Regions from separate parts of the Mus musculus genome. Here regions 1 and 3 are each linked to region 2. The links are chromatin contacts, found by Hi-C or POLR2A ChIA-PET in ENCODE. All regions are on one chromosome and are shown on one strand. Each heading gives the region's core, a stretch centred on a gene start or an enhancer-like site at or near the end of the contact. The rest is flanking DNA. Distances are from core to core; before and after follow the strand shown.

Region 1 (3,977 bases), core at 1,415-3,914, 55 kb after region 2:
CCCACAAAGAGCTTCTATTAGGGCAGGAGAGAGATACTGAGCCAATAGTGCTCTAAAGAGACACATGCTTACAAGTTATTGTCGGGGTCAGCGAAAGCATATAGAACACGGGGAATCTCATTTAATTAAAAGACAACGAAAGGCCTCCTTCGGGAAGTAATATTTAACTGGACTCTGGCAAATGAGTTGGAGGCGAAGAAAAGGGAGGAGAAGCATTTCGGAAATGGAACATAGAAAAGAGAGAGAAAGGTACAGGGCTGGACTTCCAAAAGCTAAGCTTAGAAGGGGAAGCTTAGATCACGCCATGCTCAAACTTCAGGCTGATATTTTCCCAAGATCCAGTAGAGGACCAGCTGCAGCAAAATCTCCGGGGTGTGTATTAAAAAAATAAAGATTTCTGGGCCTCTTTTCTACCCTGAACAACAAGCTTCGGGGGTGGGGTCCAAGTATGAACGTTTCCGAACGAGATTCTCTGGTGAGTTGTTCTACACTCTTCTCAACCGTTGACAGGTTTTAGTCACAAAAATCAGAATTGTTTTCATAACCGTTCTTTAGCAGACTTGCATCCTAAATGATCACTCCAGATTTTGGAGGAGACTGAGAGGGATTCGGGGAGGGTATCAGTTGCCAGGATACAGCTACAGTATTTCAGGTAAGGTGTGAATTTGGCTAGGATGGAGGTGTGAAGATGGAGACAGTGGGTGTGGGACCGAGTCATGAGGTACTTTATAGGAAAAACCTTTACCGTCTACTTCAGCACCATTTATGCATGTGTTTTATTTTAAACGAGGTTGTGGGCTGGAGAGATGGCTCAGCGGTTAAGAGCGCCGACTGCTCTTCTGAAGGTCGTGAGTTCAAATCCCAGCAACCACATGATGGCTCATAACCATCCGTAATGAGATCTGATGCCCTCTTCTGGGGTATCTGAAGACAGCTACAGTGTACTTACATATAATAAATAAATATTAAAAAATAAAATAAACGAGGTTGTTTCAGATTTCAGGGGGTATAGAAGAAGACAACAAAGAGAGTAAACATTGCTGGGCATGGTGTCACACGCCTTTAATCCTAGCAATTGGGAGGCAGAGGCAGGTGGATCTCTATGAGGCCAGCCTGGTCTACAAATTGAGTTCAGGACAGCTAGGGCTGGCTACACTGAGAAACTCTGTCTTGAAAATAAGTAAACAAAACAACAAAACAAGAAGGAGGGGGAGGGGGAGGAGAAGGAAGAGGAAGAAGAGGAGGGAGGAGGAGGAGGAAGAAGGAGAGGAGAAGAAGAAAAGAAGGAAGAAGGAGAAGGAGAAGAAAAGAAAAAAGAAAGAAAACGTTTGGTTTATATAACCTAGATTTTTCAGGCATACAGAGTCAGACTCATGAACGTTTGTATAAAGTATTGGAACTAATGGATATTTTGTTTTGTTTGTTTGTTTGTTTTTTCCAGACAGGGTTTCTCAGTATGGCTGTCCTGGAACTCACTCTGTAGACCAGGCTGGTCTTAAACTCAGAGATCTGCCTGCCTCTGCCTCCCAAGTGCTGGGATTAAAGCCGTATGTCAAGGCAATAAACAAAGTCTAAGAGCTTGTCAGGATGACCAAGATACCTGAGCCTACTTCCCTGTCCTAGCCCAAAATCACATTCTTGCCTGAAATCTACTTCTTTGTTCCACCCTAAAATTAGATTCCTACCTGAACTTACTCCCTTGTCATGGCCCAATGTCAGATTCCTGCCTGAATCTCATTTTCTTGTCCTTGACCAATGTCAGATTCCTGTCAAACGCCCCAAAAGCCGCTTTTACACCCCCCACATATGTATAATTTTGAGCATCTGTATGATAACTTACTAAATAGATGTCTCCTAGTTTATTTGCAGATACCTACCTGATGGATATTTATTTAGGTTGTTTCTGACATCTCATATAACAAACAATCTCTTCCTATACTCATTTTGGAGCACAATATTTTCTTAGAATACATTTTTTGCTAGGAAAATTGCTAGGTCATTGACAAAACAATGTAGGTTTAATGATACAGTCATGTTCAGTTCCACTGACGTGGTAGTAGTATGTGTGGTATCAAAGTTGGGGACCAGCGGACTTTTAGGTTCTTGGTCTGTTCCTTTGAAGGCCAGGGACAGTTACAACCTATGCTGGCTTTCTCCAAGGAGTTTCTTTTAACAAGATGCAGCGCTGTGCCATATTAGCACGGTGGGTTAGAGACTTGTCCAAGCTAATCTTTCAGCTTTGACGCGCCTGCAGGGGCTTCCACTTCCAAGGCAGCCCCTAGGATTCCACCCCCCTCTACCCTCCCCCTAACGAGGGAAGGGCGTGTTAGGGAACAGCTCAGGCGGGCAAAGATTGCACCATCCGCCGTTTGAAAAGGAAGTCGAAAAAGCACAGAGAACAAAATCGTAAATCCCACACATCCAGCCCCTGCAGCAGCCGGGGTCCGGGTTCTACTCAGTTCATTACTTGGCGAAGAGATCGGGATCCCTTCTCTGCCACCTCCACCCCAGCCTAACCTTGGGCTGGGCATTGGCCCTTTAAGAAGCTGTCACGGTGGCGCTATTGGTCCCGCCCATCTGAGGGGAGGGCCGAATGGGAGGGGAGGGTTCTCGGTTGAAGCCCGAAAAAGGGGGGGTCTGAGCCTATTTTTAGCTCGGGGTCGGGTCACGTGACGAGAGTGACGTCTCCGAATGTTGTTGTTGGTGGCGGCGGCGAGCGGAGCCGGAGGAGCCGCCGCAAAGATGGAGGAGCCGTCGAGGAGGCGCTGCCGCTGCTGTTGCCGCCGCTGCTGCCGCCGCCGCCCGCGAAGCCGGAGCTCGAGCCGCAGCGGGTGAGCGCGCCGCACCCGCCAGGACCCCACCTCCCACGGCCCCGGGACGCCCCGCAGCGTCCCGTCCTCCCGCCGTCGCTGCCCGCGGGCTCCCCGCGACCCTGTCCTTCCTCCCGGCGCGCGCGCCGAGCCAGCCCGCACCCCCAGGGAGCGTCGCTGGGCCCGGGGAGTGTCGCCTTTGGCTCGCCGCGCGCGCCCCTCCTCATCCCTCCCTTGCAGGGCTCCTTCTCTGCAGGTAAGGGAGGGGCCGATTTTCCCGCACCCCGCACCCCGCGCCCCCAAATGTCCCGCAGACCGGCCGGGGATGTCTGATTTGTCTCCTCCCCGGCGGCTCATAATCCGTTGCAACTGCGATTTGAGCCTTGCAACCCGCATTCTGGGCAGACCCTCTCTTCACTAGACACCCCTTTCTTGTTACTCTGAGGTGAGGGGCGCAGCCCACCCACAGTGCTTCTCCAAGTGGCGAAGAACATACCCTTGATTTTATGTCCTTGACGTCCCTGCAGGTGGAAGAGGACTGCGGGGCCCATCTTACTTGTCTGTGCTATTCACCCCCTCGCCTGTGAGGCGTTACTGCGTTTATTACCACCCTCTTCTGTCTGACACCCTGGAGCTCGGGAAAGAGCTGGGAGATGAATTGGTGATCTTTCTTGGCTAGGGCAGATCTCCCCACCCCACTCCCGCGCCCAGTTTTCATCTTGGGTTTGTTTCTCATGGGGCAGAGGTTCTAATAGTGCCTTGTTAACTTGGGGGAGTCGGCTTCCCCCCTCCCCACCCATCCCTGGGGCCCTCAGGAAGATGAGAACTGGCTGGACGATAAGTAATTAATCTAAGAGCTGGGGGGGGGCGCGGGGAGTGTGTTTCATTTCGGGGAGAAGGTGACCACTTCATGTCCCTGCGTTTGGCCTTCTGAGATGAGCTTTGTCCCTGAAGAGGAAGGATAGCAGCTGCAGTTGCTTTTGGGGTGTGTGTGGTGTGTGTGTGTGTAGTGTGTGTAGTGTGTGTGTGTACCCATCACTCTGGTAGTGACCACTATGCTTCTGGGTCCTGGAATTAGCTTTGGATCTTGGGAATGGGAATGGAGAGAGGGGTTTAGGGATCAGTGGGAGGGGAAGATAGAGTTAGATCCTAGGAACAAAAGGAGGC
Region 2 (4,423 bases), core at 367-2,866:
CTGATCTATCAAGGATAGGATCAGATCACTTCAAATGGACAAATGTACTGGGACTATCAGCAGACATGTTTGTCTATTAAACTGTTCTGGCAAATTCTGGGGAGCCACATAGGACAGTCACCAGAAACACTACACGCTTTAGTCTCCATAGGCTTGGCTTTATAACTGCAAAACCGCTGTTCTACATGCCCTGGTTATCCCAGAACTTGGGAAATAAAGGAACTAAGGATACAAGGTTCAAGACAAGTCTCCACTACTTAGCAAGTTCAAGGCTGCCTAAGGCTACACGAGACAGCTTCAAGAAAACCATTGCCCAAGTAGAAATTATTTGGAAATACTTCCCAACGGTTCCCACTATCCTTCTTTCAATCTGTCTTGTGCTATGAAGGTTTTCCCTCTCTGCGGCTTCTGAGAAAGCATTGGAGGCTCTCTGCATATTCCTCGGAGTACCGTCTCTTTTCCTTGGAGAATCTACGTTCACAGCTGTCTCTGGGCAAATCCATCTGGTGATTATCATCATCAGACTACTCTCACAGCACCCACAAAACATCATTACACTCATAACCTGTCCATTTCTTCATTGACTCCTGGAAGATAAGAACCGAGGGTAGTTCTCTTTGTTTGAAGCTCTTAATGCAATGTCACAGTAGCTGCTCAAGGAATATTTGTAGAACACACCAACACTCTCAGAAGCGTTTCCACAGCCTTATTTACACAGATTGGCCCTGGAGTCAGGGAAGCGATTCTGGGTCACTGTCTAGCCCCTCTTCTAGCTATGCAATGTCCAGCAACGTTCTCAAAGCCTCAGCTTTCTCAACAGTAAAGTGGGGTTTAAAATGGTTACCTACCTCATAAGGTTGTTTTGAAGAAGACGTGAAATCATCGAAGCAAAAATAATTAACACTGTTCAATAAACAAATGATAGCAATTACGTCTCACTCCCATAACTAACCCCTGTTGGTCAGGTTAGTGTCAGGAACCGTGATGTACACAAAAGGAAACTGTGGCAAAGACAGATGGAAGCGGAGGACACAAGGAACTGCCGCGGGCAGGGGCCAGATAGGGGACCTGCATCTGTCTGACCAAGGCCTCGGCTTTCTCCTCAGCCTGTGGACGATCCTGACCGCACTGTGGGGAGTCGTCCCCGACCGTGCTTTTTTCTGGGGTGAAGGTTCTGCGTCTGAAAGGTCCTATTCCCTTGGCAGTGGAGTCCATCAGCACCCCCCACCCCACCCCCGAGCCGAGGAGCTTCCGGGTTTCGGTCGCAGTGCCCAAGCCCGACTCTCCGGGACAGTGATGGTTTAGGGTCAGGTGAAGAAGCGAGGGTCGGGAGGTAGGGGGGTCACAAACCATCCACACCCCTCAAACTTCGGGGCGGGGCAGAGGAGAGGGGGCGGAGCTTGAGGACGCGAGGAGTCATGGGAGATTAAAGGGGGTTTGGATGGTTACTGTGCCTCGATGGGGAAGGAAAGCCTCACCTGACAAAGCCAGGATAAATGTTTTGACTTCGCCAGGACAGTCTTTGTAGTTCTCTTTCCGTAGGGGTCAGGGGAGGGGCTGGCAACTCAGGATTCTGTCCAGGGTCCGATCTCTTCCGGCTTTTCTCGGAAGCTGTTAACATCCAGGACAGGAAGTCCCGCCTCCCCGCCTTGTACTGATGACGCAAAGCTACGTAAGGCGGACTGACGTAAACGTAATCTTTAAATAAAAGGGCCAGGTTGCGCCGCGGCAGAAGGGGAGGAGTCATTGTTGGCGGGATTTCGGACCTCCGGCAGTAAGACCACGCCCATTAGGCGTGGCCTCGGACCTCCTGGAGGTCGGAGGCGGGGCCAAAAGAGAAGAGGCGGGGGAAGGTGTTTGTGGGGGGCGTGGTTTCATGCTTAGACGATTGCCCTGGCAAGCTCTCCTGGTCCACCCGCCGCTAGGTTTCCTTCTTTCCCGCCTGGTTTTTCCTTCCGGTTTGGTTCTCTAGCTCCAGAGCTAATGAGATTCATTACTGCTTCGCCAATGCACACCAGGCTCCAAGGTTGGGAGCGGTAAAGTCTGCTATTTTTGACTTCTAAGACAGTTGTTCCTCGAGGAGATGGGCAAGAATACAAATTAAAGTCTTAAGTACTTGAAGATTTCTACCTCGTATAGCTTTAATAAATGAAGCGGGAAGGCATTTTAAAGAGATACAAATACAGTGCCCTCAGCCGGGCAGTGGTGGCACACGCATTTAATCCCAGCACTTGGGAGGCAGAGGCAGGCTGATTTCTGAGTTCGAGGCCAGCCGGGTCTACAAGTAGTGAGTTCCAGGACAGCCAGGGCTATACAGAGAAACCCTGTCTCGAAAAACAAACAAACAAACAAAAAACAAATAGAGTGCCTTCTTAAGAAAGGATTTTTTTTCTTTTACTTGTTTCTATGTGTATGCCGCGTGTGTGGGTACTTGCAGAGCCCAGAAGAGGGCATTGGATCTCCATGAGCTAGGGTTACAAGAGGTTGTAAATCGCCAGTCTTGAGTGCTGGGGAGAGAACTCAGGTCTTCTGGCAAGAAGAACAAGTGCTCTTAACCATTGAACCATCTCTCCAAGTCTATCACCCTGGATTAGTTTTTCCTTTTTTTTTTTTTTTTTTTGGTTTTGTTTGATTGTTGATTCACTATGTAGAAGAGCAAGCAGCCTTTCTCAACCTTTGAGTCTAACGACTCATTCAGAGGTCGCATATCGGATTTTATATTAGTATTCATAAGAGTAGCAAAATTACAGTTGTGAAGTAGCACCAAAAATAACTTTACAGAGAACCAGTGTAGTGGATGATCTTTCCCATCTGGGCACCACCATGAGATTAACCCAGTGTTTTGATGGTCTTGGTCACTTTAAGAAATGTATTACATTTTATTTATTGATTGAGTATATGTAGATGTGTGCACTACAGCCCAAACGTGGCGGTCAGAGGACAGCTTGTGGGACTTGATTCTCCTTCTACCCTGGGGGTCCCAGGGGTTGAACTGATGTCACCAGCCTTTGTGGCAACTGCCCCTCCCCATACCATCTCACTGGCCCCTCCTTAATCATTTTTCTTTCTTTCTTTCTTTTTCTTTTCTTTTCTTTTCTTTTTTTTTTTTTGGTTTTTTTCGAGACAGGGTTTCTCTGTGTAGCCCTGGTTATCCTGGAACTCACTCTGTATACCAGGCTGGCCTCCAACTCAGAAATCTGCCTGCCTCTGCCTCCCGAGTGCTGGGATTAAAGGCGTGTGCCACCACGCCCGGACATTTTTCATGACACTGTAGATGTTCTCCTTATCTTTCCTAAACTATATATCTTTAAAAGATTTATTTATTTATTTTATATGAGTACACCGTAGCTGTCTTCAGACACCCCAGAAGAGGGCACCAGATTCATATTGCAGATGGTTGTGGGCCACCACGTGGTTGCTGGGATTTGAACTCAGGACTTCTGGAAGAGCAGTCAGTGCTCATAACCACTGAGCCATCTCTCTAGCCCCCTTTCCTAAACTATTGAACTTTGAAACTTAGGTGTTCGTTTGTTTGTTTGTGAGGCAGTTCTCCAAGTAGCCCAGGCTGACTTTGAACTCCTGACCCTCCTGTCTGCCTCTGCTCTGCCTTTTCTGTTTTTGTTTTTTGTTTTTTGAATCAGAAACTCATGAAGTTGGCCAGGTTAGCTTTGAACTCTCAGACTTAGGAAGACAGACCTTAATCTGAGTCTGTATTGGGACTGACTCAGCCTCTGGAGTTAAATGACTCTGTCAAGCTACCTGGCAGCCTCTGCGTGCGTGCATGCCTTTCTCTCTCTCTCTCTCTCTGTGTGTGTGTGTGTGTGTGTGTGTATACCTGTGTATGTAGGTACATATGTATGCAGGCCTAGGGAGTCTTCCTCAATCACTCTCTCCATCATACTTTCTGAGACAATGGCTTTTACTGACCCTGGAGTTGTGTTACACCAGCTGGCCAGGGATCCACCTGCCTTCACCACTTAGCAGTGGCATTCCTCAGACATACAGCTGTACCTGGCCTTTTTTTTTTTTTTTTTTTTTTAATTTTGTTTCATTTATTTACTTTGAGACAATGTTTCTCTATGTAGTCCTGGCTGTCCTAAAACTTGCTATGTAGATCAGGCTGGCCTAGAACTCAGAGAGATAACGATACACCTGCCCCTTCCTCCCAAGTGCTAGGATCAAGGATGTGTACCACCATGGCCTGATTATTATTGTTATTATTATTATTTAATGTGGGTGCTGAGGATCAAATGAAGGCCTTCGTACCTCCCCAGCCCTTAGAATGACATCTGATTTTTTTTTTTTTTTTTTTTTTTTTTTTTTTTTTTTTTGGTTTTCGAGACAGGGTTTCTCTGTATAGCCCTGGCTATCCTGTAACTCACTCTGTAGACCAGGCTGGCCTCCAACTCAGAAATCCACCTGC
Region 3 (4,103 bases), core at 547-3,046, 36 kb after region 2:
TGAAAAAGAAAACAAAGCACTTGAGACCGGAGGGAAACCACCGCCCGCAGCATCATCCTGTATTCACTACAACCTTTTCCCCAGCTCTAATGTGACCATCTCAAGTATACTGGGTTTCTGGTGTGTCTGGCTAGTACTGGAAGAGGGAAAAGAGAAGAAATTCGATTTAGCTAAAGACTTAAAAATACTCGAGCCGGGCGTGGTGGCGCATGCCTTTAATCCCAGCACGCAGAGGCAGGCGGATTTCTGAGTTCGAGGCCAACCTGGTCTACAGAGTGAGTTCCAGGATAGCCAGGGCTACACAGAGAAACCCTGCCTCGAAAAACCAAAAAAAAAAAAAAAAAAAACTTTCTTTAAAAAAAAAAAACCAAAAAAATACTTTCTTTAAAAAAAAAAACCAAAAAAAAAATATATATATATACACATATATACATATAATGCACACACACAGTTTATCTGAACTACTCCTAGAAAGGGGAGATAGTAAAAGAGAGGCGACTGCTAAGGGAGACAAAGGCAGGGTCAGCATAAGGGTCTCAAGTAGCCCAAGTTGGCCTCAAGTCATTATTATGTTGATAAAGGTAATTTTCAAATCTTATATAAAAAAAATGATTGATTTAGTGGGGGTGGGGTACACTACTGCATGGGTGTGAAGGTGAAAAGAACTTGAGGGAGTCGGCTTCTTCCACCCTATGGGTCCTAGGGATGTAACTGAGGCATCAGAGACAACCACCTTTTACCTGCTCAGCCACTTCCCCAGCCCCTGACCTTGAACTCCTGACCCTTTCCTTTCCCAAAGGATGGGATTACTTGCCTACACCACCTCTGGAAACAGGCCTGAGTATTCTGCAACAGAATCTCAAAGGTTGGTCCAACACAAGAAAGGACCCTGCCTGAAACCCTTGTTTCTGAGGATCAAGCCAGTGATTTCTTTCTACAGAGGACCAAAGCCAAAGGCAAAGTTGCCAAGAGTGTGGACTGCCCCAGTCTACGGTTCTTCTTCCTGGACAGCAGACTCAGACGAGTGTCACACCCACAGCCTGGGTTTTTGGTGGGGGATTGAGGGCGTGTGGCATGGTAGCTGCTGCCTTTAATTCCCAGAACGCCTAAGGCAGAACTTTGAGTTCGAGGCCAGCCTAATCTACATACTGAGTTACAGGATAGCCAGGGGCAGAAAGCCTGTTTCAAGGACCCACCCTCCTCCCAAAAAAATAAAAACAGAGGAGGAGGCGGAGGAGGAGAGGAAGGGAAGGAGGGAGAGGAGAGTTGAATGTTAGTCACCCCAAGATCACGAGGTTGGGGGCAAAGATTCCAAAAGCCAGTGACGTTTGGGCTCGCAGGGATTGATGACTATTTTTCTGTCTGTCTGTAGGTCTGTATGTCCGGGGGAGGTACCTTTCACAAGGTCTCCTGCGCGTTGCGCGCCCTTCCTACCTAGCCCCCAGGTCTGCAGACTACACTCAGTCTCTACCAGGCAGATCCCGTCCTAGCAGACTAGCGAGCCCGGAGCCCAACCCGGAGTCCGGCTTCCCCGGGGCTGGAACGCCTCCTCCCCAGAGCCCGGGCGGCTTAGACGCGGCATTACCATAACGACAGGCCGTGGGCTCGGGCCGGCGGGTCGGCCCGGCCGTGTCAGACTCAAGGGTTCACCTCCAACTCGACCCAGACGTAGAGTAGGGAACTATGTCCGGTCGCATTCCCAGAGCAAGGTCCAAGAGAAGCGTCTTTAAGACCGCAGCGGAAACTGAGAGAGGGGCGCCTAAGAACGTGCACCCAGAGCGGCTTTCAAAGCCGCCGCCAAAACAATAGCTCCGCCCCCTTAAAGGGAAGGCACCAATTTTTATCCTGCCGACACAAAGTCCTTCTTCCTCGGGCCTTCCGCCGCAGCCTTAAAGGGAAAATCAAAGGTCTCTCGGTCGCCCCCAAGCGGTCCCTCTAGTCCAGCCGGCTGCCACGTTCTGGTTGAAAGGGAGCTTGGAGAAATCTTATACACTTTATTCTCCCTTCTTTTTTTTTTTTTTTTTTTTTTTTTTTTGTTGAGCACACTGGTGATTTGAGAGTGACTTCATCCTCACCAGAACGCAGCCGATCGTGTAGCCCAGGCTGCCCTCTAACTCACTTTGTAGCCGAAAATAACCTTAACTCCATATTGTTCTTCCTCTACCTCCCAAACGCTGGGGTGGCTGGTTTTATGTGGTGCTAGGGATGGAACCGGGGAGGGCGGCGGGGGGGGGGGGGGGGTTCACACTTTGTAGGCCAAGCTGATTGGTAGAGACAGGAAAAGGTAGAGAGCCTCATGCGCCATCATCCTCTGGTGAATGAGGAGGGATTGAACGATTTTGGGCCTTGCACGTGCTAAGCAAATGTTCAACACTAAGCTAATAATACGCCCAGCCCTAAAGAGTTTCTACGACAGAAAAATGTGTGCCTTCTTTGCATGTTAGAAAAATAGGCCTGAAAGCTGGGAGTGCATTCCAATGGTCAACATTGTACTAAGCGTCTTCAAGACTCTGGTCCCAGCTACCATACATACATACACTGCAGAAAAAACGAACAAACAAAAACATAAACAAAATTACTTTGGAGGCCATGCAGGGACTGGAAGGTAAGGCCTGGCTCAAGCATATAAGGCAAGTAAGACTGAATGAAGAGATCCGGGAAAGACAGGGTGTGTCTTTTCCTCAGAGCACAGTAGCCGTCTGAGCCATAGAAATATGACTAAATTGGTGGATTCTTCCTCAGAACAAGGCACATGTGTACAAACACATGATGCTTTGCACATAATTATAGGGGGGTTGTCTTCCTGAAGCCTCTAGTCAAGAACTCAGTCCCAGACAGGTGGTGGTGGCCCACGCCTTTAATCCCAGCACAGAAGGAGGCGGATTTCTGAGTTCAAGGCCAGCCTGGTCTACAGAGTTAGTTCCAGGAGAGCCAGGGGTACACAGAGAAACCCTGTCAAAAAAAAAAAAAAAAAAACCAAAAAAAAAACAAAAAACAAAACAAAAAAAAAACCCTCAGTCCCCTGGAATTCTAGGAAGCAAAATGGTATAGCAGTTAAACTGTAGATGCTGAAGTCTCGATAGCTGGGTCATAGGCTCTCAACTCTACCTCCTCTTTGCTATGTGAGCATGTGAGCTTGGTCAGGGTCATACCTGGAATCACATAGTACTCCAGGACTCTTGGCTGTTATCATTCCAGGTTAAACAAAATTAACAGTGCTGGGACCCTCCCCCTATACTGAGCTTGTCATCCTGCTCTGTCTGAGTCCTCTGATCTGCTTCCAGCCTACATCCCAGAACCCAGGTTTTCCATTTCTGAACTTATTCCTAGTCGGTCTGAGTTTCCACTGCTCTCAAACCCAGTCATTAAAGAGTTTAGCATACTTCTTGCTTCTCCCTCTCCACCCTCCCTTCCTCGAAAAGGTCTCATCGCTAAGGGTGGCCTAGAACATTCCCTTCTGACACATCCTCCTGGGATTACATGTGTGCGCCTCTGTGCTCAGCTAATGCCCTTTTCTTTTTACGTTTTTTTCCCTTTTTTAAAAAAAAATTATTTTTGTTGATTTTATGTCTGAGTGCTCAGCTGCATGTACACCTGCATGCCAGAAGAGGGCATCAGATCCCCTCATAGATGGCTGTGAACTGCCATGTAGGTGCTGGGAATTGAACTCAGGACCTCTGGAAGAGCAGACATTGCTCTGAGCTGCTAAGCCATCTCTCAGTCCTCTTTCTTTTCTTTCTTTTTCTTTTTTCTTTCTTCCTCTTTTTTTTTTCTTGGACAGGGCTTCTGCTTCCAAAGTGCTAGGATTAAAGGCATGTTTCACTACACCCAGTTTTCAAAACGTTTTCTTTGTTCTCTAGTCTCTGTATTCAGGACCTACCTATGTCATAACTGGTGTCTACTGAGTGTCCTGTATTCTCTTCAGGGTCTCCTCCACACACCCCCTGATGGACTGTTTACTTTTATTTAGGGTCAGGTCATTTGGCTTTCCTCTTGTAGGAGGGGAGAGTTGAAACAGGGTCCCAAATGTGTCACAGAATGACCTTGAATTTGCAGCAATCCACCTGCCTCAGCTTCCCCAAGTGTTGGGATTATGTGTGTGT

What was found. A loop is a pair of places that touch in the nucleus more often than their neighbours do. ChIA-PET counts read pairs that join two places held with the same protein, here RNA polymerase II (POLR2A).
Region 1: POLR2A ChIA-PET joins it to region 2 with 20 read pairs in Patski. The contact joins the promoter of Hdac5 here to the promoter of Tmub2 in region 2. A Hi-C loop is called at or near these places in 2 of 37 maps with a recorded cell type or tissue (CH12.LX and v-Abl transformed pro-B cells). POLR2A ChIA-PET finds 5 or more read pairs at or near these places in 4 of 5 experiments (Patski and embryonic stem cell).
Region 3: a map of heart shows a loop between it and region 2 (2.4-fold over the local background). The contact joins the promoter of Hrob here to the promoter of Tmub2 in region 2. A Hi-C loop is called at or near these places in 2 of 37 maps with a recorded cell type or tissue (heart and v-Abl transformed pro-B cells). POLR2A ChIA-PET finds 5 or more read pairs at or near these places in 4 of 5 experiments (Patski and embryonic stem cell).

What each region holds. Positions count from the first base shown.
Region 1 is chr11:102,228,859-102,232,835 of GRCm38, reverse strand. It overlaps Hdac5 (histone deacetylase 5), which reads left to right and starts at 2,664. Exons shown (of 27, transcript NM_010412.3): 1 at 2,664-2,831. It overlaps Mir8101 (microRNA 8101), which reads left to right and starts at 2,686; the gene lies at 2,686-2,796.
Region 2 is chr11:102,282,144-102,286,566 of GRCm38, reverse strand. It overlaps Tmub2 (transmembrane and ubiquitin-like domain containing 2), which reads right to left and starts at 1,616. Exons shown (of 4, transcript NM_028076.4): 1 at 1,479-1,616; 2 at 849-903. The coding sequence starts at 883.
Region 3 is chr11:102,246,575-102,250,677 of GRCm38, reverse strand. Hrob (homologous recombination factor with OB-fold) reads right to left here and starts at 1,796. Exons shown (of 10, transcript NM_153544.3): 1 at 1,586-1,796. The coding sequence starts at 1,588.